7 separate regions of the Homo sapiens genome follow, and all the other regions are linked to region 1. A link is a contact called in ENCODE Hi-C or POLR2A ChIA-PET data. All regions are on one chromosome and are shown on one strand. Each heading gives the region's core, a stretch centred on a gene start or an enhancer-like site at or near the end of the contact. The rest is flanking DNA. Distances are from core to core; before and after follow the strand shown. Region 1 holds the start of ESRRA (estrogen related receptor alpha). Region 2 holds the start of TUT1 (terminal uridylyl transferase 1, U6 snRNA-specific). Region 3 holds the start of GANAB (glucosidase II alpha subunit). Region 4 holds the start of CSKMT (citrate synthase lysine methyltransferase). Region 5 holds the start of HNRNPUL2 (heterogeneous nuclear ribonucleoprotein U like 2). Region 6 holds the start of CFL1 (cofilin 1). Region 7 holds the start of ZBTB3 (zinc finger and BTB domain containing 3).

The links. Hi-C counts contacts between places; a loop is a spot of excess contacts on that map. ChIA-PET counts read pairs that join two places held with the same protein, here RNA polymerase II (POLR2A). Pooled maps may share reads with other maps.
Region 2: a pooled map shows a loop between it and region 1 (8-fold over the local background). The contact joins the promoter of TUT1 here to the promoter of ESRRA in region 1. A Hi-C loop is called at or near these places in 6 of 50 pooled maps. POLR2A ChIA-PET finds 5 or more read pairs at or near these places in 3 of 52 experiments (CD4-positive, alpha-beta T cell, Caco-2 and GM12878).
Region 3: a loop to region 1 is called in a pooled map, with 6 times the contacts of the local background. The contact joins the promoter of GANAB here to the promoter of ESRRA in region 1. A Hi-C loop is called at or near these places in 4 of 50 pooled maps. POLR2A ChIA-PET finds 5 or more read pairs at or near these places in 4 of 52 experiments (BJ, CD4-positive, alpha-beta T cell, K562 and 1 more).
Region 4: a loop to region 1 is called in a pooled map, with 5 times the contacts of the local background. The contact joins the promoter of CSKMT here to the promoter of ESRRA in region 1. A Hi-C loop is called at or near these places in 1 of 50 pooled maps. POLR2A ChIA-PET finds 5 or more read pairs at or near these places in 5 of 52 experiments (BJ, CD4-positive, alpha-beta T cell, Caco-2 and 2 more).
Region 5: a loop to region 1 is called in a pooled map, with 10 times the contacts of the local background. The contact joins the promoter of HNRNPUL2 here to the promoter of ESRRA in region 1. A Hi-C loop is called at or near these places in 1 of 37 single-sample maps with no recorded cell type and 7 of 50 pooled maps. POLR2A ChIA-PET finds 5 or more read pairs at or near these places in 1 of 52 experiments (CD4-positive, alpha-beta T cell).
Region 6: a loop to region 1 is called in a pooled map, with 16 times the contacts of the local background. The contact joins the promoter of CFL1 here to the promoter of ESRRA in region 1. A Hi-C loop is called at or near these places in 1 of 168 maps with a recorded cell type or tissue (naive thymus-derived CD4-positive, alpha-beta T cell), 1 of 37 single-sample maps with no recorded cell type and 6 of 50 pooled maps. POLR2A ChIA-PET finds 5 or more read pairs at or near these places in 3 of 52 experiments (CD4-positive, alpha-beta T cell, Panc1 and activated naive CD4-positive, alpha-beta T cell).
Region 7: a pooled map shows a loop between it and region 1 (12-fold over the local background). The contact joins the promoter of ZBTB3 here to the promoter of ESRRA in region 1. A Hi-C loop is called at or near these places in 6 of 50 pooled maps. POLR2A ChIA-PET finds 5 or more read pairs at or near these places in 3 of 52 experiments (CD4-positive, alpha-beta T cell, GM12878 and activated B cell).

The regions. Positions count from the first base shown.
Region 1 is chr11:64,304,197-64,306,982 of GRCh38, reverse strand. ESRRA (estrogen related receptor alpha) reads right to left here and starts at 1,459. Exons shown (of 7, transcript NM_004451.5): 1 at 1,247-1,459. CATSPERZ (catsper channel auxiliary subunit zeta) reads right to left here. Exons shown (of 5, transcript NM_001039496.2): 5 at 2,213-2,440. The coding sequence ends at 2,337. KCNK4-CATSPERZ (KCNK4-CATSPERZ readthrough (NMD candidate)) reads right to left here. Exons shown (of 11, transcript NR_133662.1): 11 at 2,214-2,440. RefSeq lists an enhancer at 763-832 and a silencer at 1,243-1,752.
Region 2 is chr11:62,590,090-62,592,875 of GRCh38, reverse strand. It overlaps TUT1 (terminal uridylyl transferase 1, U6 snRNA-specific), which reads left to right and starts at 1,353. Exons shown (of 9, transcript NM_022830.3): 1 at 1,353-1,472. The coding sequence starts at 1,391. RefSeq lists enhancers at 1,202-1,431, 848-1,543.
Region 3 is chr11:62,645,255-62,648,040 of GRCh38, reverse strand. It overlaps GANAB (glucosidase II alpha subunit), which reads left to right and starts at 1,428. Exons shown (of 24, transcript NM_198334.3): 1 at 1,428-1,479. The coding sequence starts at 1,442. INTS5 (integrator complex subunit 5) reads left to right here. Exons shown (of 2, transcript NM_030628.2): 2 at 1-1,193. The coding sequence ends at 1,021. RefSeq lists a silencer at 1,257-1,336 and enhancers at 1,947-2,106, 2,422-2,786.
Region 4 is chr11:62,663,861-62,666,646 of GRCh38, reverse strand. CSKMT (citrate synthase lysine methyltransferase) reads right to left here and starts at 1,335. Exons shown (of 3, transcript NM_001043229.2): 1 at 1,315-1,335; 2 at 701-1,000; 3 at 1-251. The coding sequence starts at 767. LBHD1 (LBH domain containing 1) reads left to right here. Exons shown (of 7, transcript NM_024099.5): 5 at 1,674-1,798. C11orf98 (chromosome 11 open reading frame 98) reads left to right here and starts at 1,437. Exons shown (of 4, transcript NM_001286086.2): 1 at 1,437-1,516; 2 at 1,674-1,798. The coding sequence starts at 1,478. It overlaps SNORA57 (small nucleolar RNA, H/ACA box 57), which reads right to left and starts at 1,225; the gene lies at 1,077-1,225. RefSeq lists enhancers at 1-87, 108-157, 208-317, 988-1,217.
Region 5 is chr11:62,726,080-62,728,865 of GRCh38, reverse strand. It overlaps HNRNPUL2 (heterogeneous nuclear ribonucleoprotein U like 2), which reads left to right and starts at 1,409. Exons shown (of 14, transcript NM_001079559.3): 1 at 1,409-2,247. The coding sequence starts at 1,710. It overlaps TTC9C (tetratricopeptide repeat domain 9C), which reads right to left and starts at 380. Exons shown (of 3, transcript NM_173810.4): 1 at 1-380. The coding sequence starts at 17. It overlaps HNRNPUL2-BSCL2 (HNRNPUL2-BSCL2 readthrough (NMD candidate)), which reads left to right and starts at 1,482. Exons shown (of 24, transcript NR_037946.1): 1 at 1,482-2,247. RefSeq lists enhancers at 1-108, 499-698, 949-998 and silencers at 1,259-1,418, 1,589-1,968.
Region 6 is chr11:65,856,930-65,859,715 of GRCh38, reverse strand. It overlaps CFL1 (cofilin 1), which reads left to right and starts at 1,536. Exons shown (of 4, transcript NM_005507.3): 1 at 1,536-1,619. The coding sequence starts at 1,617. It also overlaps a transcript of MUS81 not described here. RefSeq lists silencers at 81-160, 1,571-1,970 and enhancers at 331-420, 981-1,050, 1,441-1,490, 1,424-1,964.
Region 7 is chr11:62,752,818-62,755,603 of GRCh38, reverse strand. ZBTB3 (zinc finger and BTB domain containing 3) reads left to right here and starts at 1,444. Exons shown (of 2, transcript NM_001370809.1): 1 at 1,444-1,640; 2 at 1,889-2,786. The coding sequence starts at 1,940. RefSeq lists enhancers at 156-1,033, 1,914-2,786.

The DNA.
Region 1 (2,786 bases), core at 210-2,709:
GGAAACAGAGTCTTCAGGGCCAGTAACTGACAGCAGGTCTCCCCCTTGGGAACCTGGGGGAGGCTTAGAAAGCCCCTACTCCCACCCAGGCCAGGGAGCAGGGTAACCGTAGCCCCCAGGCAACCTTCAACCCCACCTGGAATCCCTAGCCAGGAGCAGGATACTTCCCAGTTTTCTCCAGATGTTGGGGGGACCTCTGAGACCCTGCCCTCATCTGGGTATTCTGCATTGGAGAGCAGACCCAAGGCCAGTGGACGTGCTCACACCGAGTTCACACACTCCACTCACCGGGGTGCTCAGGAGCCCCACAAGCCCACGCAGGCTCGCTCTCTGCTGAGGGCTTTCACACTTGCACCGGCCTTCCCAAACCCGTGCTCACTCCTGCTCACACTTGTGCTCACACACTTCTCCTGGAGCGCACACCCCATCCACGAACTCAGTCAAGGCTCATGATCACACACACTCTCACTAGGTCTCCCCACATCCACACGCACAGGCACGGACTCATGAAAACACCTCCAGAGCTTTTCACACCTGACACGCGGCTGCCCTCCTGCCCCAGCATGCCGGTCCCAGGCACACGGCGGGCGCCGCTCCACCTCCTCGCGACCAGCCTGCAGGTCCACTCTTATACTCCCGCTGTCGCAGAGGCCGCCACCTCCCGGGGCGCCGCGTCCCGCCCCCAACCTGCGCACACCTTTGGGAAGTTGCCTAAAGTTGCTACGCCTCCCCCTCCCCGCCCGCGGGAGACCTCTACCAGGTTATCAGGAAGTAAGTGGGGAGAGCCAAGGAGGAGGAAGTTCTCCCCTGCCGGTGCGATGACCTTTGACCCAGAGAGGAGGGTGGCCCCAGGCCCCTTCGAGCGCCCCCACGTGGTCTTCAGAGCCCCTTCCCAGACATAGAGCCCTCCCCGTCTTCCACCCCGGCCAGCCCCAGGGACTTCGGCAAATGCGGGATTGAACCCTGCCCCGGAGCGGGCTGGATCGGAGGCCCAACCCTGACCCGAGTCAGGACCCGCAGCCAGAGCCAGATCCTGCCCCAGGCCGGCCCACCAGGACTCGGACGCCGGATCCCGCCTGAACCCTGACCAGTCCGACCCTCGACTGGGTCCCAACCGTGGCCCGGACTGGCCCCAGAGTCGGACCCCGCCTGCAGCCCGCCCCGCCCGCCTCCCTGCCGCGCTCGCACATGGCCCCCGCGCCCCGCCCGCCCACCCCCGCGGCAGCGCTCCCCTCCGCCCCCGGACCTGGGGCTCCGGCAGCGCGGTCGGGCAGGCATGGGGGCCGAGCGGCCCGGAGTGCCGGAGTGAGCCGGGGGCCGCGGGCGGCCCCTCCTCCGCCGCCTCCTCGGGCCGCGCCGCCCCACCGCGCCGCGTCCCCTCACTCGGCGGCGCCGCCGGCTGCTTGTAGGACACAAAAGGACATCGCGGCCGCTTCCTACTCCGCTTCCTCCAGCTGACAGCGGGGGTGGGGCCGGCCGTGCGCATGCAAAGCAGGGGGCGGGGCCCGGGGTCCTATGCTAATCAGACCAGCGGGGCGGGCGGCGCCTGCGCGCCCGGACGAGTCGGGGCGGAGCCGGCAGCGCCAGTGGGCGGGCCTTCGTGCAGGTCCCGCCCCGCAGCCCGCCGAGCCACTGCGGCGCACATGCGTACGCGGCCCCTGGGAGGGGCGGGGCCGGAGACGCGGAGGGCGGGGACAATAGAGCCGAGAGCAAGTGGGGCCAGAAGCGCTCTTTCGTAACGGAGGAGGCGGGGCTTGCTGCGCGCGAGAGGAGTGGGCGAGGCGGTGCAGGCTGCAGTCGCGGAGCCAAGAGACCACTTACAGATGAAAACGCAAGGGCGGGACGAGCGGAGAGGCTGGACCTGCTACCTATGCTTGAGGGGCGGAGCCTAGCGCGCCGTCGCGAGGAGGGAGGTGCTGCCCCGTTCCCCCTACCCCCTTCCCCCAAAGCGACACCAACTGAGCACTCGAACCGTAGACCCAGTAGCCCCACAGAGCTGCGGAACTCGGGGTGGGTGAAGCCGACTTAAAACATGCAATAAGTCCTGGATTGCGAGTCCCGGAAGGTAGGGCCGATAGGGCCCGGACGGAGAAAGCTCAAGGTCACTGCGGTGACCGAATGAAGGTCACTGCGGTGACCGAATGAAGGTCACGGGGAAGGGCGGGGCCACGTGCGTCCGCCTCACGCGGGCTGTCCTGCACTGACTCACGGACCATGCATCGACTCTTTTATTTCTTTAGGACTCAAATTCCACTCGGATGGGGTCAGGCTTGGGTCTGGGGACCGGGCTGGCACGGGGCTGGTTCGGGTCGCTGCTCGAGCCCAAGGTGGCGTTTTTAATTCACGTACAGCCTCTTGCTCCGGCGCTTCTTGAGCCCTTCGATGTATCGCTGCAGCTCCTTAGTCAGGAAGTGGTCCCTGCCGATCCCTAACTGGTAGCCTAGGAGGAGGGCAGAGCTCGGCTCAGGGCAGTGAGCAACCGAAAGGTCTCCCCACCAGGGGGCGCCGCATGTGTGATTCGAGGAACCGCAGATGATTCGAGGTAGCAGTAGCGCAGGGCACTCAGGTCTGTGTTAGCCTGGGGAACTTTGCATCTCTAAGGGTGCTGAGTGTTAAGGTGGAGGATGGATGAGGTCAAGGCTAGGGAAGAGGTTGCAGGCCTGAACTAGGGCGGTGGTAGCGAGCAGTTTGCCCACCTTCTGGACCAGCCACCCACTCTAAGCCATCAGCTGGCCCTTTATCACCGCTGGGCTTTCCTACCACAGCAGCAAAAGTTCACCCACATA
Region 2 (2,786 bases), core at 104-2,603, 1.7 Mb after region 1:
TTACTCCCCTCTCCCTTTTGTTTAAGGAATTCTGGAAGTTGCTAGCAGCCAGGGTAACATGTATACCCCCTTGGGGGTGGTGGTGGGGTTATAGGAGGATCCCCTCACCTAGCTGTGTGGTGTATTTGGCAGACGAGAATTCTACCACTGAACCACCCTAGCACCTCTGGGTGTATGTGTACAGCCTGCTGCTTCAGGATCCTCAAGGCCAGTCTCGATGATATCCCGATCCACTGTAGCACTGTTTCCTGCCTTAAAGGTTTGGGACACTGAGATTAGATGCCTGAGCTGGGCCCATTAGAAGGAACACCTTAGGATAGAGAACAAGAAGTTCAGCCTGCTGTGTGCTCCTTGGGCACTTCCTTTAGAGATGGGAAACGGCCTCAACAGTTGTGACTTGTTCAAGGTCAAAGACCTTGGTGTCTGCCTTAGGTCCACTGCTCTTTGCGCCATTCAAAGCTGTGGGCTGATAACCACAGCACAAGCTGCTGAGCCCATCTGATAGTTCTCTCCACCTCGTTATGGTCCCTGTCCCTAGGGCATCCCCAGCTCCCCGTAGTCCCTCCCTGTCCTGAGCCTACACCTCGGCGGCGTTGGGATGAACTGACAATTATACCAGGAGGGGGTTGACAGCATTCGCCCCCTCCAGTGTCTAAACTCAGTTACTGGCACTCGGTTTTGTCTTGTCGCACTGCTCTGAGGTGCGCCAGTAGCTCTGGCGCCTCCGGCGTACACCACGCAGCCCACTACTGCGGAAGGAATGGGCCTGGCTCCAGGACCTCGTGGAGTCCGGAAGGTGCCCGGTGGTGGCAGAGCTCCCCAACCAGGGCTAGAAGCCGTCGCAGAACACCCGTTTTGCGGGAGGACAGGGGGCGGAGGGAGGGAGTAACAGCCCTGAAAAGGTTGGAAGTCCAGGGACAGCCCTGGGCTCCGTGGGGCAAAGAATTGGAAGCCGCCGATCCTCCGCCTTTATTCGTCGGGTAAATAAGGGTCGAGGGTACAGACGCACGGGTGTCTACTGCGGGGTGAAGGAGCTGCCGCAAGATGCCACCCGGCGCCGGCCTTTGTGGCTGCTGTCATGAATATTCACGATGCTTTGGGCCAATCAACGTCTGAACAGCTTAAAGCACACCAATCGGCTTACCGCATGCAGATAAGCATCGTAACGCGCCGCTTTTCCTGAAACGGGCGGGGACTGGACAGCGGCTAGAAACGGAACCCAGAGTCGAAGGAGCTTGGTTTCCGGAGGAGTGTGTCCGCGCAATTGAACGACTTTATGTCACTTCCTATCGGATCGGCGGAAGTTGCTTCCGAGCGCGTTGAGCTTTGGCGAAGTGGGTTCCGGTGGTGGCAGAGGTGCTTGTGTTTTTGTCGGTACAGGAGAGTCGCTATGGCGGCGGTGGATTCGGATGTCGAATCGCTGCCGCGTGGGGGGTTCCGCTGCTGCCTCTGCCACGTTACTACAGCCAACCGTAAGCGGTGGCTAGTGAGGGACCCGGGGGTGGTTGCGGGCTTTCGTCTTTTGATCCTGGCGAAAGTTAGGGTTATAGGTAGTCAGTCGTTCTTGTCAAGTTGATTGGTAGGGTCTCTCACCTCCGTTTTTCTCTGCAAGTCCGAGGGGATTTGGAGAGTCGGGAAAGTTCCACCACATTACACTCCTCAGTATATGAAATCTCCACAACGCAAGTTTAATTGTTTTATTACTTCTTTAACCATCATCTATTGGACATATGCTCTGTGCCTGGTATTCTGCTGATCTTTAGGGTGGGGGAGGGGGGTTCAGAGATGAAGGAGCTCACCGTCTAGAGAATGAGAAAGTTTCAATGCTTTATAGATATGTTCGGAGAACTGTGGGACCACAGAGAATTAGTAACTAAATCAGAGAAGCCCTACAGAGGACCTACTCAAAGGAGGGGATGGATGAAATAGGTGTGGCATGAATGACTAGACCATAAGGTACCAGTGAGGAAGAGACAGAAGATGGGTTTGGAAAAATAGACAAGGTTCTTGTATGACACACAAGGGGTTCACTGTAACTTCAAATTCCACTTTTTTTTTTTTTTTGAGACAAGGTCTTGCTCTGTCACCCAGGCTGCAGTGCGGTGGTGTGATCTTGGCTCACTGCAGCCTCAACCTCCCGGGCTCAAACCATACCCCTGGCTAGCCTCCCAAGTAGTTGAGTCTACAGGTGTGCACCACCATACTTGGCTAATTTCTTTTTTCTTTTTTTTTTTTTTTTGAGACAGAGTCTCACTCTGTCACCCAGGCTGGAGTGCAGTGGCACGATCTTGGCTCACTGCAAGCTCCACCTCCTGGGTTCACCCCATTCTCCTGCCTCAGCCTCCCGTGTAGCCGGGACTACAGGCACCCGCCACCACGCCCGGCTAATTTTTTGTATTTTTTAGTAGAGACGAGGTTTCACCATGTTAGTCAGGATGGTCTCGATCTCCTGACCTCGTGACCCGCCCGCCTCGGCCTCCCAAAGTGCCGGGATTACAGGCCTGAGCCACCGCGCCCGGCCTACTTGGCAAATTTTTTAGTTTTTTGTAGAGATGGGTTTTCACCATGTTGCCTAGGCTGGTCTCCAATTCCTGGCCTCAAGCGATCTTCCCATCTTGGCCTCCCAAAGTGCTGGGATTACAGGCGTGAGCCAATGTGCCCAGCCCTACTTTTGAAGTCTGGAATCACAGTGTTCCCTAAACAGGGTTTACTTCCATTCTTCCTTTTCACTGTGAATGGCACTATCACTGTTCATCCAGTAAGCCAAGCCAGAAACCTAGGAGTCT
Region 3 (2,786 bases), core at 179-2,678, 1.7 Mb after region 1:
ATCCCCAGCTGGGCTCAAGGCTGTCCTGCAGCTGCTGGTTGAAGGAGCCTTACATCGAGGCAACACAGAACTGTTTGGTGGGCAAGTAGATGGGGACAATGAGACTCTCTCAGTTGTTTCAGCTTCTTTGGCTTCTGCCTCCCTGTTGGACACTAACCGGAGGCACACTGCAGCTGTGCCAGGTCCTGGAGGGATTTGGTCAGTTTTCCATGCTGGAGTCATCGGCCGTGGCTTAAAGCCACCCAAGTTTGTCCAGTCACGAAATCAGCAGGAAGTGATCTATAACACCCAGAGCCTCCTCAGCCTCCTGGTTCACTGCTGCAGTGCCCCAGGGGGCACTGAATGTGGGGAATGCTGGGGGGCACCCATCTTGAGTCCAGAGGCAGCCAAAGCAGTGGCAGTGACCTTGGTGGAGAGTGTGTGTCCCGATGCAGCTGGTGCAGAGCTGGCCTGGCCCCCCGAGGAACACGCCCGGGCCACCGTGGAGCGGGATCTCCGCATTGGCCGGCGCTTCCGCGAACAGCCCCTGCTCTTTGAGCTGTTAAAGCTGGTAGCAGCTGCACCCCCAGCCCTGTGCTACTGTTCCGTGCTGCTTCGGGGGCTGCTGGCCGCCCTCTTGGGCCATTGGGAAGCCTCTCGCCACCCTGACACGACCCACTCCCCCTGGCACCTGGAGGCATCCTGCACCTTAGTGGCTGTCATGGCTGAGGGAAGCCTCCTGCCTCCGGCCCTGGGTAATATGCATGAAGTATTTAGCCAACTGGCACCTTTCGAGGTGCGTCTGCTGCTGCTCAGTGTCTGGGGTTTTCTCCGGGAGCATGGGCCCTTGCCTCAGAAGTTCATCTTCCAATCAGAGCGGGGTCGCTTCATTCGGGACTTCTCCAGGGAGGGTGGAGGTGAGGGTGGACCCCATCTGGCTGTGCTGCACAGTGTCCTCCACCGCAACATCGACCGCCTAGGTCTTTTCTCTGGCCGTTTCCAGGCACCTTCACCGTCCACTCTCCTTCGACAGGGGACGTAGCCTTTTCTTGCTCTGGAAGCCCAGGGAGGTTGAGCAGTGAGAGAGGGAAGGGACTAACGTGCTCCGGAAGGGTGGAGGTTTCTCTTCTAAGTCCTTGGTCTAAAGAGCGCTGTCACTTTTTTCTCTCCCACTTTTTTTTTTCTAAATAAAATTTGCCAACTTGAGAAAACCAGTCCAGTGCTTCTGTCATGCTGAGAGCGTGCAAAGTCTGACAGCGCCTGGCTCTGGACGTTCCCGCCCCTGGCCTGAAGCCCCGCCCCCTGCGATAATTTGGAGTGCGCACTCTACCAATGAGACAGCTGCCCGGCGGCGCTCAGGTCGAACCAATCATAAGGCCGGAAGGGGCGGGAACTAGGATACGTGGCTGAGCGCGCGCGATGGGGCGGGAGGTTTGGGGTCAAGGAGCAAACTCTGCACAAGATGGCGGCGGTAGCGGCAGTGGCGGCGCGTAGGAGGCGGTGAGGAGCCCGGAATCTGGGGGCGCGCCCGGGACGCCCCCAGATCCCCCAAGTCCCATTCCACTCCTTCCTGTGTGTCTCTTGACACTCTGCCACCCCCGGCCTCGTGAGGAACCTTTGTTCCTCTGGAGGCGGCCTCAGACGCCTCCGGTCTCCCCGTGGTAGATCCGAGCGACGCTGGGGGCCTTGCCTGTGGGGCTCCGGGCTCCCGCCCGGCGGTTTAGTAAAGCCACAGCTGTGCGTCTTTCTTGGTCTTGGCCGCTCTCAGCCGCCGCCCTCCTTTGGCTGCTTGCGGCGGTCAACGTCGCCGCCCCCTTCCTGCAGTGCGCGGGGTCGTCGGGGCGGGGGAAAAGATGCGGCCTGGCCTCGGGGAATGCAGCCTGCGGCCCCGCGGCCCCTCGGCTGAGCTGGAAGCACCGGGCCAGCAGTTAAGCCTGTACTACCCTTCTGGCTCTACCCTGTAGAGCTCCGAATCCTCCTCTGCCCTTGTCTTCACGTGAGCACCAGCTCTGGCTTAGTTCAGTGTCCACGGTCGCTGGGCACGGCCCAGGGTCCAGTAAGCTCACGGCGTGGATGGTGTTGCTCAAACACAACATGTAATCGAATGGCTTGGTCCACGCTCTCGGGTTTATATTACTGGGGAAAAAAAAAGATTCGAAACATATCACCAGTGCCACAAATGTTTACTAGGACCTAACGGATATACTGGGGTGGGGTAGGCGTGTACTCTCCAAAGCGATGAAGAAAGCGTGGATCATAAACTCAGTTCCCTCGGAGCCTGTGATCTGAAACAATAAATGCGTGCAACTTGCCCTGCAGCTTATTCCTGACTTTGGCCTATGAACACCTCTCTTGGGGTGGTCAAGGCCGCCGTGAATTCCTTAGGGCCCTCCAACAGGTCATATCTGAAAGATGCTTTAGGAATCCTATCTCCATTGGCATCTTTCCGAACCAATTTTACAGACTGTGCAAATAGGGCCCCAGAGGGTATTTAACTCACTGTACGTCTTTTTTTTTTTTTTTTGAGAGACAGAGTCTCGCTCTGTTGCCCAGGCTGGAGTGCAGTGGCGAGATCTCGGCTCACTGCAAGCTCCGCCTCCTGGGTTCACGCCATTCTCCTGCCTCAGCCTCCCGAGTAGCTGGGACTACAGGCACCCGCCACCACGCCTGGCTATTTTTTTGTATTTTTAGTAGAGACGGGGTTTCACTATGTTGGTGAGGATGATCTCGATCTCTTGACCTCGTGATCCACCCGCCTCGGCCTCCCAAAGTGCTGGGATTACAGGCGTGAGCCACCGCGCCCGGCC
Region 4 (2,786 bases), core at 86-2,585, 1.6 Mb after region 1:
CACCCCCAGCACATCCACTGGGTGTGGAGATTTGGTGTAGAGGCCTGTACATAGGCTGGAAGTCCCACAGCCCACATCCAGCACTCGCAGAGGACTGGCAGCCTGTGCCTCCTGCAGCAATGGCAGTAGGAGCCCCTGGACTTCGTCGTATCCAAAGAACCAGTCGAAGGTGGGGACAGTGCCCAAACGAGGCTGGGCATGCAGCCGATCCCAGAGACAGCGGTCCGCCAGGCAACTATCAGCCAGTGAGCCTGTGGGCACGGTTGGAGGGTGTCACTTGGTCTATGTCGCCACTGCAAAAACGTCGTATATACACACTGGCGTCTTTTTTTTTTTTGAGACAGGGTCTCACTCTGTGACCCAGGGTTGAGTACAGTAGCACAATGATGGCTCACTGAAGCCTCCACCTCAGCCTCCTGAGTAGCTAGGACTATAGGCGCCATCGTGCCCGGTTAATTTTTTTTGTAGACAGGGTCTCGCTATGTTGCCCTAGGTTGGTCTCGAACTCCTGGGCCAAGCGATCTGCCCGCCTCGGCCTGGCAAAGTGTTAGCATTACAGCCGTGAGCCACCACGCACGGCCCACCGTAGGGTTTGAGAATCACAATTTCAGGGACTACACTCCTGACTCACGAGGAACCCACCTTACCCTCCCCACTCTGCCCCCACCTTGCCCTCTCCACTCTGCCCCCACCTCCCTACCCGCAAAGGGGCGGCACGTCCCCATCATCAGGCTCGGCAAGTGGAGCATTCGACGCAGCGCGGCCATCTGGAGATTCGGGTAAGTTCGACCAGAGAAGCTTATGTGAAGCGTCCACCCTACTCCAGCCGGAGAGGCCTGAGGTCCAGGGGAAGATCTGCAAATTCCGCGTAGCGAAAGGCGGCGTACAGCTTCCCCGAACTCTGCAGTCCCGGAAAAAAGAACGCGGACACAGACTATGGTAGGAACGGCCTTTATTGGCTGCAGCGGGAAGTGGAGGAGGGTATACAGCGTCCGCAGACCTGAAATCAAATGAGAAAGTGTGAGCACCCCGATGGAGGAGCCAGCTGGATCTCGGTTGTCCTTCTCCGAGATTCCCGGTGTCCCGGCGTTTGAGGATAGAACCAGCGGATGGGAAGCCGCCAGCACCGAAGACATGACGCCGAGGGGGCCAGAGCCCTTTCCCTCTTCCTCCGTACATTACGGGGAGCGGCACCACAAGCCCGATCCCCGCCAAGAAAAGGAGGGTCCTGAGACCCCGCCCAGAGCCTTCCACCCGGCACCCCCACCACTCCCGGCCGCCCAATCTGGCTACTACAGCTAAAACCACACTTACTAGCTCACCACCCTCCGAAAGGCCTCCCGCACCGCGGAGCTCCTTTATATAGCCCGAGGACCCGCCCCCGAGTTGCGATTGGCCCGCGGAAGGCCGGGGCGGAGCCCCGCGGATCCGGCGCTGAGCGGAAGTACGGACCGTGAACTGGAGTGGAATCGCGACTATGGGAGCTCCGGGGGGAAAGATCAACCGGCCCCGAACGGTGACTGTGTGGGGGCCGCGACTTTGTTTCCTCAAGCGTTCCTGAGCCCTTTTATCTCGCACGAGATGGGATCAGTGAGGGGCCGGGGCTGCCTGGTGGAGGGGCCCCGGGTCGCGGCGAGCCCACTCCATCTGATTCGCATCTTTCTCCCCGGCAGGAGCTGAAGAAGAAGCTGTTCAAACGCCGGCGGGTGTTGAATCGGGAGCGGCGTCTGAGGCACCGGGTGGTCGGGGCTGTGATAGACCAAGGGCTGATCACGCGGCACCACCTCAAGAAGCGGGCGTAAGTACTAGACCCTCTTCCTGTTGGTCGTCCCCACCGAGTCTTCCTTCCTCCCTGCAGAGCTCCGGAGCAGCTTCACCTCTCAGCTCACCTTGTGCACTGACGCTTATGCGGGGAATGTCTGTCGGCTGTTAGTTCCTAAGCTCTGATAGCCTCTCACAATACCTGTAGCAGACAACCTTTCTTTGGGTTTTGGATTCTGTTAAGAATCTCAGGAAAGCCGGGGATGGTGGCTCATACCTGTAATCCCAGCACTTTGGGGGGCTGAGGTGGGCGGATCACCTGAGGTCGGGAGTTCGAGACCAGCCTGACCAACATGGTGAAACCCCGTTTTTGCTAAAAATACAAAAATTAGCCAGGCGTTGTGGCCGGCACCTGTAGTCCCAGCTACACGGGAGGCTGAGGCAGGAGAATTGCTTGAACCTGGGAGGCGGAGGTTGCAGTGAGCCGAGATCACGCCACTGCACTCCAGCCTGGGCCACAGAGTGAGACTCCGTCTCAAAAAAAAAAAAAAAAAAAAAAGAATATCAGGAAATCTGTTGGCTCTCCATTCTCCAAGTAATGTTATACATTCACACAGATTTTTATAAGTAAACTTATTTTTACATACAGAAAAGTGCACACATAGGCGCATAAAACTCGAAGAATTTTCCCAAAGGCACTCATAGGATTTCACTTGTAAGTTTCAAGGCCTCCTGTGTCTTGAGGAAGAGTTCCCATCCCATTAATTACTTTCTGTGTCCTTTTTTTTTTTTTTTTTTTTTTTCCTCTTTTTTGAGACAGAGTCTCCCTCTGTTGCCCAGGCTGGAGTGAAGTGGCATGATCTCGGCTCACTGCAACCCCTGCCTCCTGGGTTTAAGCTATTCTCTTGCCTCAGCCTCCCGAGTAGCTGGGATTACAGGTGCTCCCCACTGCACCCGGCTAATTTTTGTATTTTTAGTAGAGACGGGGTTTCACCATGTTGGCCAGGCTGGTCTTGAACTCCTGA
Region 5 (2,786 bases), core at 160-2,659, 1.6 Mb after region 1:
TGCAGACGCTTCTCCATAACTGTCGCCCACGGTTCTTGCGGAACTGGGAAGTGAAGGAGCAAGTGAAGCTCTGGGGTTGGGAGCAAAATAACTGACAGTAGCAGCCAATTTAAGGAGGCAGGAAATTACCCTTCTTCCTGGAGAGTCCCCCCACAGGGACCTGCGGTTTGCTTGTTTCTACTGAAAGCCCCACCTCTCCTTTCTGCAGTCTTTTTCTCAAGAAGTGCAGGCAAGTAGTAAGGAAAGGGATGTGGGAATAATGAAGCCCAACATTAAGTGACTTCCTAAAGAGGCGATGTGGGGGTGGATGAGACTTTCCGAAGAACTCAAGCAAGGCCCTACTCAGGAATTGTTGCGGGCGTGAGAACGCCTGGGACACTGGCTTCCGCCTTTCTATTGGACCCGCCCCCCCCCGACCTGGAAGTAGAAGGGAGTGGGCGGGACTAGTGCTAAAACTCCAGAGGGCTTCAAGCAATTCTAACTCTTCTTCCTTATTCAACATTTATTTGTTGACGTCAATAAATAAACTGGGAAGCCGAGGTGAACCACCAGCGACACTGAGGTGTCCACATAAGCGTCACAGCTGCAAGCCCACCCGGCGCCGTGACCAGTTCCTCGCCCTCTGCAGATGCCCAAACCTGGAAGTCTCCTGGGCTTCGGTTTACCAGCAGGAGCAAGGAGAGGAAAGGGTCAGAGATGCGTACAGTTTGGTATCTTGAGGGTCGCGCGCATTGCGCCACACCACCCAATCAGAAGAGGCTCCGGAAAAATAATCCCGCAGAAACGACCCCGCCTCCTCAGCGGACCAACCTGGGAAAAAAAAAAAAAAAAAATTCCCCTGGCAGCTTCGCCAATTGGAAAAATCCGGACGATCACGGATGACCAATCGGAACGGCAAATGACGATTCAAGTTGTCCAATAAGAGAAAAAGGGCGGGTTCAAGGGCCTCTGTTGCTGGGTAGAAGTTGAGGCGTTGAGGAAAAAGGAGGGCCCGGATTACAGTATTTCTTCGTTCTGGGGAGCCCTTTTGCTTCCTAGCCAGAAAAACAATTGCTACTAGGCTTACATGTTGCAACACATTCTCTAATGACTTTTTTTTTGTCGTTACTGCTGCAAGCACAGACAGTAGGGAAAAGAGGCTAGCGACCCCTAAAACGCCACAGCAAATGGAAGTCAGACGGAAGTAAGGGTGGTGGGAGGGGCATGGCATCGGGGAGCTCCGGGCGGCTGCGCAGAACTCCCCGGCTGGAAGTACTGAAAGACCGGCGCGCACACGCTTCCGTGCTACGAGGCACTTGAGCTGCAGCCAGCCTTGCCCGTCTTGGACTCCACTGCGGCTGCGCGATAAAAGCACCGGCGGCGATTGGCCCGGGGGCGCCAGAGGGCGGGAGGAAGCGGGAGGAACTCCGTCGTCCTCCGCGCGCGCCTGCCCGCGGCTGGGGAACCAAGGGCCTGGAGGGGAAACAGCTCCCTGCTGCGTTGTTTTGGGCTCCGTGAGCCGAAAGGGGGAGGGGAGACGAAGGAGAAGCAAACACTGCGCAGCGGGACCGTGCGCGGCCTCCGCTCCTGCGTGCGTGCGCTCGCTCGCGCGGGCTCAGTGCTGGCGCGTGAGGCGGAGGCGGGCGGCGGCGGCGGCGCCTGCGCGGTCGGACTCGGTCGACGGTTCGCAGGGGAGGAGGCGGCGGGAGGCGGAGGAGGCGGCGGCGGCGATGGAGGTGAAGCGGCTGAAAGTGACCGAGCTGCGGTCGGAGCTGCAGCGGCGGGGCCTGGACTCGCGCGGCCTCAAGGTGGATCTGGCGCAGCGGCTGCAGGAGGCGCTGGACGCCGAGATGCTCGAGGACGAGGCCGGCGGCGGCGGGGCCGGGCCCGGCGGGGCCTGCAAGGCGGAGCCTCGGCCTGTGGCCGCGTCGGGCGGCGGCCCGGGCGGGGACGAGGAGGAGGACGAAGAGGAGGAGGAGGAGGACGAGGAGGCGCTGCTTGAGGACGAGGACGAGGAGCCACCCCCTGCTCAAGCCTTGGGTCAGGCCGCGCAGCCGCCGCCGGAGCCCCCGGAGGCGGCAGCCATGGAGGCCGCGGCCGAGCCAGATGCTTCCGAGAAGCCGGCGGAGGCCACGGCCGGGTCAGGCGGGGTAAATGGTGGCGAAGAGCAGGGCCTCGGCAAGAGGGAGGAAGACGAACCCGAGGAGCGGAGCGGGGACGAGACGCCGGGATCCGAGGTGCCGGGTGACAAGGCCGCCGAGGAACAGGGTGAGGAGCTGGCAGCCGAGCCCGGCTCCAACCTGCCGGCTGCGCCCCTGATCTAGCACCCCGCCCTGCACCGCAGGGTCCGAGTCCTTGTTCTCGCTTGCCTCAAAGTGCCATTTGATGGAACTCCTTTCATTCTCTACCCACCTTTCTGAGGGGTTAGGCCGCCTCTCGTGGCCCTACTCTTTGCAGGAGGAAGGTTCCTGCCTAACTTGGTTCCTTGGTGATAGTGGATGGCAGTGAGTGATTTTGCATGCGAACTACTTGTGAGCTACCTGTGGAACAGTCTCCCACGGTGCTTGTTATATTTTTCTTAGCTGAGAAAGTGCTAAGCAATTGGGGATTACACGGAGAACTAGGCCCACAGTTAGAGGGTCAGGTCTTTGGGCTACCTGACCTAACTTTTTCGCCGTAAAAATGTTAAGCAAAAATCGAAGTCCGTCAAAGTCCGTTCCATTAAAAGCATGTTACCAGAGCTTGAGCCACAGAGAATCTGAAAATCCAACCTTGCTCCTCTTTGAGCTGTAAGGGAGAGCCTCTAG
Region 6 (2,786 bases), core at 287-2,786, 1.6 Mb before region 1:
CGGCCTCTAGCTGCTATGCCGGAAGTCGCAACACGCAGGTCTCCAGCCTGCGAGGAAGGGAGAGGTGGGCGCCAGAGCTCCAGTCCCGCCCCTCAGGACTGTGCCTAGCCCACGGCGCAGTAGCCCCAGCCAAGCTAAATTGGACCAATGGGCTCCGGCTCCCGCCTCCCGCCCGCCGCGGCCTTATAAGGAGCCTCAAGCCGGCTGTCGGGCTGGCCCCGCCCCCTCGAGTCTCTTGTCCTAATAAGGACATCTAGGGCATCCCGCGGCTGGGGGCGGGCGAGAGCGCGTCTCCAGGGTAACTGCGAAGCCCCCCTCTCTCTCCCCGTTGCTCTTGGAAACTCTAAGGCTCAGAAAAGGGGGCGCTAGCCTCATATTCATGTAGGGTCGCTCGCGGGAGGCGGGGTCAAGCTGCTGTCTCCACCTGGAGCGCCGGGAGTCCGGGCGGGGGCGGTGCTGTGGAATGTCCCCGACTACAACCCCCGGTATGCTCTGCAAGGTACCCCACTCCCAGGCATCGCTCTCCGTTTACACCCTTAATTCCGTTTATAGGATTAGGGCCCCCAGTTCCCTTTCTGGGTTTGCCTCTGACTTGTTTGCGACCCAGTCTTTTCCTGCAGAGTGTGAGGCTGTGGTCACTGTTCTAGAACAACAAAATCATCCCGGAGTCCCCCGCTCGTTTCTTTTTTTTTTTAAGGCATATACTACCACAGAACTTGTCTCAGTTTTGCGGATGTTAGAATAACCATGTACCTGGCTATCAACTCGAGAGCTGGGTTCAAGTCTGGTTTAATATCTATTTCTTCTCATTGGCACGTAAAGGCATGTAAAGAAGCCTTGAATTGAATGCACAAACCCTCGTCTTTACCCTTTAACGCCTCATGACTTTGCCAAACATCTTTAAACAAGAACAAAGCTCTCAGAGATTTCCTTGTACCTTTCCCCTGTGCCTTTTCCTCCTATTCTTGTTTTACTGACGTTGGACATGGCCTTTTTTCAGGAGACGAGAGTGGCTTTACACATGCAGAGTACTAGTGTTTATCCGACTGACGACGCCTTCATACTTGTGATTTCCTTTGCTTTAGGTCGGGATTCCAGGCTAATCAATAGTTGCTTCGATTCAGAAATGCAAAACCCTAACCTCACTCAAAAATTTCAGGCCAAGGGATCCAGATAATACCAGATGGGTCTTAAGAAAGCCGTTTTGCTGTGGGATAAAGAGCCGCTTAGTCGGGGATCGTTTTCGGGTCATTTTACTGAGCGCCGCCTCGCCGGGCTCAGAGCGGTTCCTGGGAAATTGGACCAATGGGCTCGCGCTGCGCGCTGCGGTGCCGCCCAGGACCTGGGCCTACATTTCCCTACATGCACTGCAGCTCGGAGCCGGCCGGCGGGAAGACTCCGTTACCCAGCGAGCGAGGCGGCGGCGCAGGGCCAGCGGACTCCATTTCCCGTCGGCTCGCGGTGGGAGCGCCGGAAGCCCGCCCCACCCCTCATTGTGCGGCTCCTACTAAACGGAAGGGGCCGGGAGAGGCCGCGTTCAGTCGGGTCCCGGCAGCGGCTGCAGCGCTCTCGTCTTCTGCGGCTCTCGGTGCCCTCTCCTTTTCGTTTCCGGAAACATGGTGAGCGGCAGGCCACGGCGCCTGAGGGAGGCGGCTGCGGGTCGGTCGCCTGCGCGCGGGAAGCGACTGGGGAGCGACGTCCGCACCCCCTCCCCCAGCGCCCCGGGCGGGATGAGGGTCTCGCACGAAGGGGCGGGCGGTGCCGGAATGCGCGTGCGCGCCCGTGGGCGCCGGGGAGGGCCGGTCTGGACGTCGCTCGCGCTCCGCCTGGGCTCCCCTCCCCCACCCGCTGGTGCGCCCGCGCGGACACCGGCCGCGGGGGGAGGGGTTCGGGGCGCGCGCTGGGGCGCCCCTCGCGGAACGGCCGGCGTCGCGCCTTTCTTCTTAGGGGCGCGCTCTCGACTGGAGCATGCGGCGTCCAAACCCGGCCCGGGGGCGGCGAGGAAAAAGCGCGCGAGAGGTCTCGGCGCGCGCGCCCCACCCAAGGCTGTTCCTGTCTGCGCGTCACCCTCCCTCGGCAGCCGGGTCCGTCTCGGGAGCAGGTGGCAGGGATGCCTGCGCCCGGGAGGGGCGGGTGCTGGCGCGGCGAGGGGTGATGCTGGGAAGACGGGGTCCCGGTTGGGGCGTGGGTGCCTGCGATTAAGGCCTTGCACCGCAAGGCTTGGAGGGGGCATCGCAGAGACCGCGGCCCGTTCGGGAGCGCATCTAACGAGCTGCGTTCTCACCCGTGCATCGGGCGAGGGCTGGAACGGCGCTGTCTGTCGGCGCGTGCGCGCACGCTCAGGCCCGGCCGCCGGTGCCGAAGCCCTGGGCCAGCGAGGCCTTCCCGGATGGGCCTGAGTGAGGGTGGAGCCGAGTTTAGGGAAGTGACCCAGGCGGGCACCGCCCGGAAACCACCCCGCCCCCTGTATACGGCCCGAGGGCTGAGAAAACCGAAGGTTATGTAGCTTGCCCAGGCTCCTGCCTGCAGGAGATGGGTCTGATACACCCGTTGTTTTAGGGCGATTCCACAGGGTTAGGGACCTGGAGATGCTGCTGCCTCTCGGATACGCGTTTCTGCATTGGTGAGGGGGCCGGGCCCAGCCGATCTCCTGTCCCCGCCCACTCCGGATGCGGCCGAGTCACGTGGCCGGCTTCTTCTGCAGTTCCGGGGAGTTTGGGGGACCAGATTTACCTTGGATTGCCCCTCCCTCTCCTGGCTCGGGCACCCCGAAGCACGACGCAGAG
Region 7 (2,786 bases), core at 195-2,694, 1.6 Mb after region 1:
TACTCCTCTAGTAACACTACCTGGGTCAGACGGGGCAGTTATCAGTGACTCCCAACTTATAGCCTTTTCCTCTGGGTGTGTAGAGACTCTCAAAGATTTCTTCAGTAGACACGGTTTTTGCTTCTTCTCTCCTGTCCTGGGACATTTTATGATCCTGACCCCATTCTTACCCTTCCTACCAGCACCTGCTCAGCACGCTCTGGAAACAAAGAACACTCTATCCTCTCACTGTAAATTGACTGTAGAGTCCAGGCTAGGGACACCACGACATCATCCCTGTAGCTGCTAGTTCTTTCATGCCATCACTGAGCCGGGAGCCCCGGAAACTTAGCTTGGAGGAGTGGAGCAGTAGGGCATCTTAAAATGTTTTTTTGTTTGTTTGTTTTAGATGGAGTTTTGCTCTGTCTCCCAGGCTGGAGTGCAGTGGCGCTATCTTGGCTCACTGCAACCTCTGCCTCCTGGGTTCAAGAGATTCTCCTGCCTCAGCCTCCCTAGAAGCTGGGATTTCAGGCACGCGCCACCATGCCCAGCTGATTTTTGTATTTTTAGTAGAGATGGGGTTTCACTATGTTGGCCAGGCTGCTCTTGAACTCCGGACCTCAAGTGATCTGCCCGTCTCAGCCTCCCAAACTGCTGGGATTAAAGGCGTGAGCCACCGAACCCGGCAAATCTTAGAATTTTTGAGAGGAAGGGACCTTCAAGAGACAAACGCAGTTCAGGGACGTGGGGCTATTGCCCACAGTCACCAGTTGGTTCTCTTTTTTTGGGGGGGTGGGGGGATAGGGTCTTACTCTGTCGCCCAGGCTGGAGTGCAGTGGCACGATCTTGACTCACTGCAACCTCCGCCTCCCGGGTTCAAGTGATTCTCCTGCTTCAGCCTCCCCAGTAGCTGGGATTACAGGCGCGCGCCCCCAAGACCTGCTAATTTTTGTATTTTTAGTAGAGACGGGGTTTCAGCATGTTGGCCAGGCTGGTATCGAACTCCTGACCCCAAGTGATCCGCCCTCCTCGGCCTCCCAGAGTCCTGGGATTACAGGCGTGAAGCACTGCGCCTGGCCTAGTTGGTTCTCTTTTTCCCTGTCAGCCTGTAGCGGGAGTGGCTTGCTGTCAGCTCGGGTCCGACACTGCAGGGTTCCCGACCTCCAGCCTCGCCAGGAGAGCGCCGCGTTCAGCGACTCGGAGCCGGGTACCTCCTGCCTGCTGGATTAGGTAGAAGGAGAAGCTCAGCCAATCCTGAGGGCTCGGAGGCAAGGAAGGCGGGACGAAGAGGAAAAGTTGAGGACAGGAGCGTCACCCAATCCAACGCCTGACTGCAAAAGCGATGGCGGCGAGCACCCAATTGTAGACGGCAGTTAGAGGGAGGATGGTTAGTGGAGAGCGGACCAATCCGTGACAGGGGAGGGCAATCTTAAGCCAATTAAAGCTGAGAAGGTGGGAAGGGGCGGAGCTCGCCCTGTGGCTGCTCGGTGGTGGGTGAGGTATCAGCTTTCTCCGCTAGTTCCCACCCTGGTAGTCCTTAGCCCCTGGAATGCGTGAGGGAGATGCTTAGGGAGTTCTCGAAGTGGGGCGTAGAGGCATCGCCTGGCAAGGCCTGGGAGCGAAAAAGATCTCTACTTCGTGGAGCCGTTGGACGCTACCGGGTGGGCATCAAGGAAGCGGAGGGTGGCTAAGGGGCGGGACTTCCGGGGGCAGGGCTTATCGGACGGGGGTGGGGCCTGTTCTAAGGTTAGGCCGAGGTGGGCGGAGCTAATGGGAGAGCTTTGGGTGTGACCTAGGAGAAAGAAGGGCAGTAACTTAAGCGATTGTTTTGGAGTGGCAAGTGATAGTTAAGGGCTGATAAGGTTGCTGGGGAGGTTACCTGTCTTAACTCACTGCCCTTTTTTCTCAGGGAGCCACTGGTGGGGACCTTTTTTGGGCCCCCTTTCCTTCGTGGGGTACTATGGAGTTCCCAGAACACAGTCAGCAGCTGCTGCAGAGCCTCCGGGAGCAGCGGTCCCAGGGTTTCCTTTGTGACTGCACCGTGATGGTGGGTAGTACCCAGTTCTTGGCCCATCGGGCTGTGCTGGCCTCCTGCAGCCCATTCTTCCAGCTTTTCTACAAGGAGCGGGAATTGGACAAGAGGGATCTGGTGTGTATTCACAATGAAATTGTCACAGCCCCAGCCTTTGGGCTGCTTCTGGACTTTATGTATGCTGGCCAGCTGACCCTGAGAGGGGATACCCCTGTGGAGGATGTGCTGGCAGCTGCCAGCTACTTGCACATGAATGACATCGTCAAGGTGTGTAAGCGGCGGCTTCAAGCCCGGGCCCTGGCAGAGGCAGACAGTACCAAGAAGGAGGAGGAAACCAACTCACAGCTTCCTAGTTTGGAGTTTTTGTCTAGTACTTCCCGTGGCACCCAACCTTCGTTGGCATCTGCTGAGACATCAGGCCACTGGGGCAAAGGGGAATGGAAAGGCTCTGCTGCTCCCTCACCTACTGTCCGTCCTCCAGATGAGCCACCAATGTCTAGTGGGGCTGACACTACACAGCCTGGCATGGAGGTTGACGCACCACATCTGCGGGCACCTCATCCACCAGTGGCTGATGTCTCTCTTGCCAGCCCTAGTAGCTCCACTGAGACCATTCCTACAAACTACTTCTCTTCTGGCATCTCAGCAGTTTCATTGGAGCCACTGCCATCTCTTGATGTGGGTCCTGAGAGTCTGAGGGTGGTGGAACCAAAGGATCCTGGAGGACCACTGCAAGGCTTCTATCCCCCAGCCTCAGCCCCAACGTCAGCCCCAG